Regions from separate parts of the Homo sapiens genome. Here region 1 is linked to region 2. Evidence: chromatin loops called from intact Hi-C (ENCODE). Cell type or tissue: chondrocyte. All regions are shown on one strand.

Region 1 (2,500 bases), 950 kb after region 2:
TTTTGCCTGTTCGGCTACTTCTGGGGCCCGGACTGAAAAGCTAACCATGACCAACCATTAAACTGTGGAATAGTCTCTCCACGTGAAGAAAGCCCATCGTTTGAGACCATTAAAACTGGATTCTTCATAGCCCTGGAGCATGACTGTAGGGATGACCTCTGAGCTGGCCAGAATGGACACATTAATGACCAAATAGGCCTTTTTCCATCCCTGACGTTTCCTTTTGGAATTAGAGCTCGAAAACGAGAACTGGTGAAGGGAGGGCCGCGGAATCAGATCATGTCTGGATCTGATGGCTCCGTGCTGTGCTCAAGCGTGCTGTGCCTTCACACCATGGTTTATATTGAATGTGTCGCCTGAGTTGTCAGGCTTGCTTTTCCAAAGTGTCACTTGTGTTATTTATCATTAAAGTTTGGTAAGCAATGAAGTCTGAGCTCTTTGTACAGTTTTCCTATCATTCTGTACATGATTTGAGTTAGGTCTTCCAAAACTGGTGGGGAGCAAACGCCGCACATGTACATGTATAATATTTTTAATAATAATCTACATTTGTAAGTTAAGGAGGTTTACATCAAAATCCAATTAATTTTGAAATTTAATGAAATGCAGTAACTTGACTACCTTGGAATTTTGGGCCTTTTTCCTGTAAATGTCTTTTTTGGTCTACATTAATATTTTTGGTTCCCATTACAAAAGTCAGCATTAAAAAAATAAGCAGACTTTTGTTTGTTTCTCTACATTTGTTTTTGAAACCCTAAACCTGAGTGTTTTAAGTAAAGTTCACTAACTCATTCATTTATTATCTGACAGTTACACGTTGACAGCATCCTCATTGAATCCTTTATGTTAAAAGCATAGCAGAAAGTGCTCCCATTACTTATTTGGCCAAACTACTGTTTGGTCCATGCAAGAGAAACATGGAAGTGTCTTCATGTATGTTATTTCCTTGAGGGTATAAAGTTCAGAAGGAAATATTGATACCATATCTTCTAATAGTTTTGCTCTGTTCCCAGTGAACCTCCTTAAACTGCATGTATATGTCACTGTTCCAATGTATGTGTGTCTCTCTATCACGTAACCCAGCACTTATTTCCTCAGCCAAGTGGCTAGGGGGCGAGCCTAGCCAAGATTTTACCTCCAATGGACGCAAGTTTCTTTGGTGAAGATCTCTCCTGAGAGTTCGGGACTAGCAGAAAGAAGCGAGGAAATTTCGACCGTTTGGTTCTTACGGATAGGTATTTATGTATTTGGTTTGTGTGAATGTAAGCTATGATATTTAACTTTTCAGAAAAAAATAATAATTTTTTGCAAGTGGCATTGAATGGTTGACCAAACCATAATGGTAAGAACTGCCAGTGAAGTGGGTACCATTTTTGCTATTAATGGATTGTTTGCCTTTAGTTATAAATGTTATCTTACTGTGGAAAGGAATTTAGAGTTTGTTAAGATAACTTGAGTTTAAAAGTAGGTGAGATATGACTATCCAAATTAAATATAAATCTGGGAAGAGTTTTTATACTTGTTTTAATATTTTTGTTTATTTTAATCGGTAAGTATGTGTGTGTATATATATATACATATATAAAACATCACACACGCACACCAGTCTAGACGTTAATTTCCTTTTATTGACCAGCTTGTTCACATTACAGATATGATGGACGTGGTCACCTGCATGACCTTTCTGAGTACGATGCTGAGTATTCCACGTGGAACAGAGATTATCAGCTGTCTGAAGAGGAGGCGCGAATAGAGGCCCTGTGTGATGAAGAGAGGTATTTAGCCTTGCATACGGACTTGCTTGAGGAGGAGGCAAGGCAAGGTACTGCTCAAGACAAACTTACTTCAGCAACAAACTTTTTAAAATTTTTAAGTATTTAAAAATTTACTCCCATTCATTTTTTTATACTCACTCTTTCTGATATTATCTTGACAGTACCCAGTGGATTGGAAAAACAGGAGTCTTTGCGTTCTGAGAGGACCTCAGGATAGTTTATATATAGAGCCACAAAGAATTTTCCCAGCTTTTGAGGGCAGACTGGGATTTGAAAAAAACAAAAACCAAACTCTTTAACTGTTCTTCTTTAACAGTATCGTATAAATAAAATTGATGTTCTTGTCTTTGCCGTAACAGTCTTTAATACAGTTCTTAATCCCAAAATTTTCTCAGCAGGAAGAAATTTTCCACAAAAGACGTGTATTCAGCTGTCTGTGGGTAAACATGTACTGACAAAAGTACATAATGATAGATATAAAGTGTGAATTTTTAAAACTATTTTACCTCAAAAGTAGGTTGAAAAAAGTATGTTGTATGCTTTACTGATAGCTACAACTTTAGAAATATATAAAGTTTTTCTCAGTAATTTTCTATTTTTGTTGATAAAATTCTCATTTTTATTCAAGAGGAAGAATACAAGCGATTGAGTGAAGCACTAGCAGAGGATGGGAGCTACAATGCCGTGGGGTTCACTTACGGTAGCGACTATTACGACCCGTCAGA
Region 2 (2,500 bases):
TCGCCGTGAAAGTCTCCTGGGTCCAACACACCCTCCCAGTTCACGCTCATTCCCTTTGGAGGGACTGAGTCACCTCCCCAGACACCCCAAAGATATGGGAATAAAGTGGTTATATCAGAAAAGGAGATCTCTCCAGCGACAGGGGTATCTCTCAGTGTGACTTCTTGGAGTCAAGGTTTTCTGGAAGCTGAGAGTGTGTCTGCCCCTCCAGGTCTGCCTCCACCCCAAGAGGACCTCGTGGACGTGGTGCCTCAGGCTCCACCATCCCCAGGAGAAGAGGTGGGTGTTTGTCATTTCCTGCTCCACCCCTGCAGGCCAGATCTGAGGGCGGCTGCACCTCCTGCTCCCTCGGCAGCCCCTCGTGTTCCTGTGTCCTCCCCTGTCCTCGGCCCTACTCTGTGGGCCTCCGGGGACCATTCCCTCTCTGGTCCCCACAGGCTTGGGCGAGGCGACCACTTCCCACTTTGCTGGTCCCAGGATGCATCCCATCCATGAGAGTCCCCTTAACCTTGACCTCTGGAAAGAGCCCCATCACTTTTCTCTCCATTCACCCATGTCAGGAATGTTGAATTCCTTTGCTAGCAACACGGAAAGCCTCGATCGGATCCTGTCGTCGCGCTGCCTAAAGCCCGGTGACAGCTTCCCATGGTGCTTAGAATAGAATGCGAAGCCCAACGGGCCCTGCCCAAGCTTCCACCTCCCTCCCAGCCTCCTCCCCTCACTGCACCACCAACAGCCACCACCTTTTGTCTCCTCTGATGTCCCATCAGTGCCATGCTTGGACTCGTTTTTGCTGTTTTTGGGACAGTGGTGCCATTCCCCTCCCGTGACTGACTCCTGCGTGCAGTCCCTAATCTGCCCATCACCGCCGGGGCACTGTCCACAGCATTCTGTTGATTTCCTCCACACTGTCTAACACAACCTGAAACAACCTCATCTGCCCACCACGTCTCATCTGTGCCTCCCTGCCTGGAACGGAGCTGCAGGAAGGCAGCGATGTTTGTCTGGAGGTGAGCACTGCGGTGGGCATTTGCCCCGCACGTGGTGGGTGACCATTGGGCGGGTGGGCACCCCCCGAGGCCTCAGAGCAGCAGACGCCCCTCCCTGAGCCTGGTTGGGCCTGCACCACAAGCAGCACCCAGGTCCCACAGGTCCCTCTCCACACACAGCTCAGTGCAGGCCGTGAGCAAGTGGTCGCATGCACACTGCTGACCACCTGCCTGGCATGGCGTCTGGTAAACAGCAGGTGGATATTGGTGTAGATGTGCCACCTCGAATTGCTAGATTGGGCAGAACCCCGCTAGAGCCCATCCAGTTGCAGACACAAACCCAGGGCCCAGCAGATGGTGCTGTCTGCTAGGACAAGGCTGGAGAGCAGTCGCTCCATCCAGTCACCGTTTCCCGCATCTGGACGCCTGCATCATCCCCTGGACAGCCATGCAGAACCCGCCCTGTGCAGGCATTGGAGGGCCGGGGACAGGAGGCTAACCCTCCATGGTGGGGTCCAGGCTACCCCGCACAGCATCCTGCAAGGCAAGTTCCGCACCGCGACCACAGGCGGCCACAGCCCCGCCACTGAGCACTCAGGGGCAGCCGCGGTGCAGGAGCAGAAGTTTCTGTCTCACTTTGTTTTTATTTCAGTGTCCACCCCCTGGTTGCAGGTTCCCTGTTCGCTGGTGCGGGTCTATGAGGAGGAAACACACAGAAACCAAAAGATGGAATCAGGCTGTCTCGGGCCACTTCCTTCCGCCACAGCTCTGCCTGGAGTGCCAGCCCCAGCACAGGTGAATACACAGAACCAGCGCCTCCCTCCTGGAGCTTTCCTGGGGAGACCAGTGAGGGTGAACAAGGAAGCGGATAGAGAACTCCCCGCAGCGTAAGTGCAGTGGGGACATTTGTGGCAGGGAGTGCCTGGGGAGGGTGGTCGGGGAAGGCTGCCCCAAGGAGTTATCATCTGAGCAAGACCCAAAATTGTAAGAAGTAGCACGCGGCGCTCCCAGGGAAGAGCATGCCAGGCTGGAGGCCCTGCGGAGGGGACAAGTTCAGCAGCTTGGAGGACCAGAGAGAAATCCAGGTGGGTACTGGCCAAGGTGGAGGTGTGAGAAGGAGGGCTGAGGACGGCTGGGGTCACACAGCACCAAGTTGTACCAGCCCAGGCACAGTTAACCATTCATTTTAAGAGCAAGTGAATCCCACATGCTTGACCCAAGGAATTGCTGGAAAGGTGCTGACGGATCCAAAGGATGTAGAGTTCAATGCCAAAGGGTGTGGCAGTCACCTCTCAGAGGCTCGGAGCAAGTGGCAGGGCAATCAACTCCCCTGCATTTCCATCCACAGTGCACTAAATGCCACTGAATCATCCGTCCACAGTGCACTAAATGCCACTGAATCGTCCACTCTGGAGTAGTTGATAAGATTGTTAACTTATGTTATGTGAGCTTCACCGTGAAATAAATGTGTGTGTCTTCATCCACAGCTCCTGCCTCCTAACTCACACAGC

The links. A loop is a pair of places that touch in the nucleus more often than their neighbours do. Peaks named below come from ENCODE experiments on the same cell type or tissue, not always from the same donor. Only the 100,000 strongest peaks of a DNase experiment are listed, where the experiment ranks them.
Region 1: it touches region 2 in a loop (3-fold over the local background); 2 of 110 quality-filtered maps call a loop at or near these places.

Annotation. Positions count from the first base shown.
Region 1 is chr12:131,712,419-131,714,918 of GRCh38, forward strand. It overlaps SFSWAP (splicing factor SWAP), which reads left to right. Exons shown (of 18, transcript NM_004592.4): 2 at 1,653-1,822; 3 at 2,404-2,500. Among named protein-coding and RNA genes, the nearest start is that of SFSWAP, 2.6 kb to the left of the region's middle. In chondrocyte, a CTCF peak has its summit at 1,166; no DNase peak of the experiment used is centred here.
Region 2 is chr12:130,760,528-130,763,027 of GRCh38, forward strand. LOC105370080 (a long non-coding RNA gene) reads left to right here. Exons shown (of 5, transcript XR_002957439.2): 2 at 212-279; 3 at 771-1,010; 4 at 1,662-1,876; 5 at 2,477-2,500. Among named protein-coding and RNA genes, the nearest start is that of RIMBP2, 45 kb to the left of the region's middle. RefSeq lists enhancers at 1,373-2,178, 1,423-1,572. In chondrocyte, a CTCF peak has its summit at 1,326 (motif pointing right); no DNase peak of the experiment used is centred here.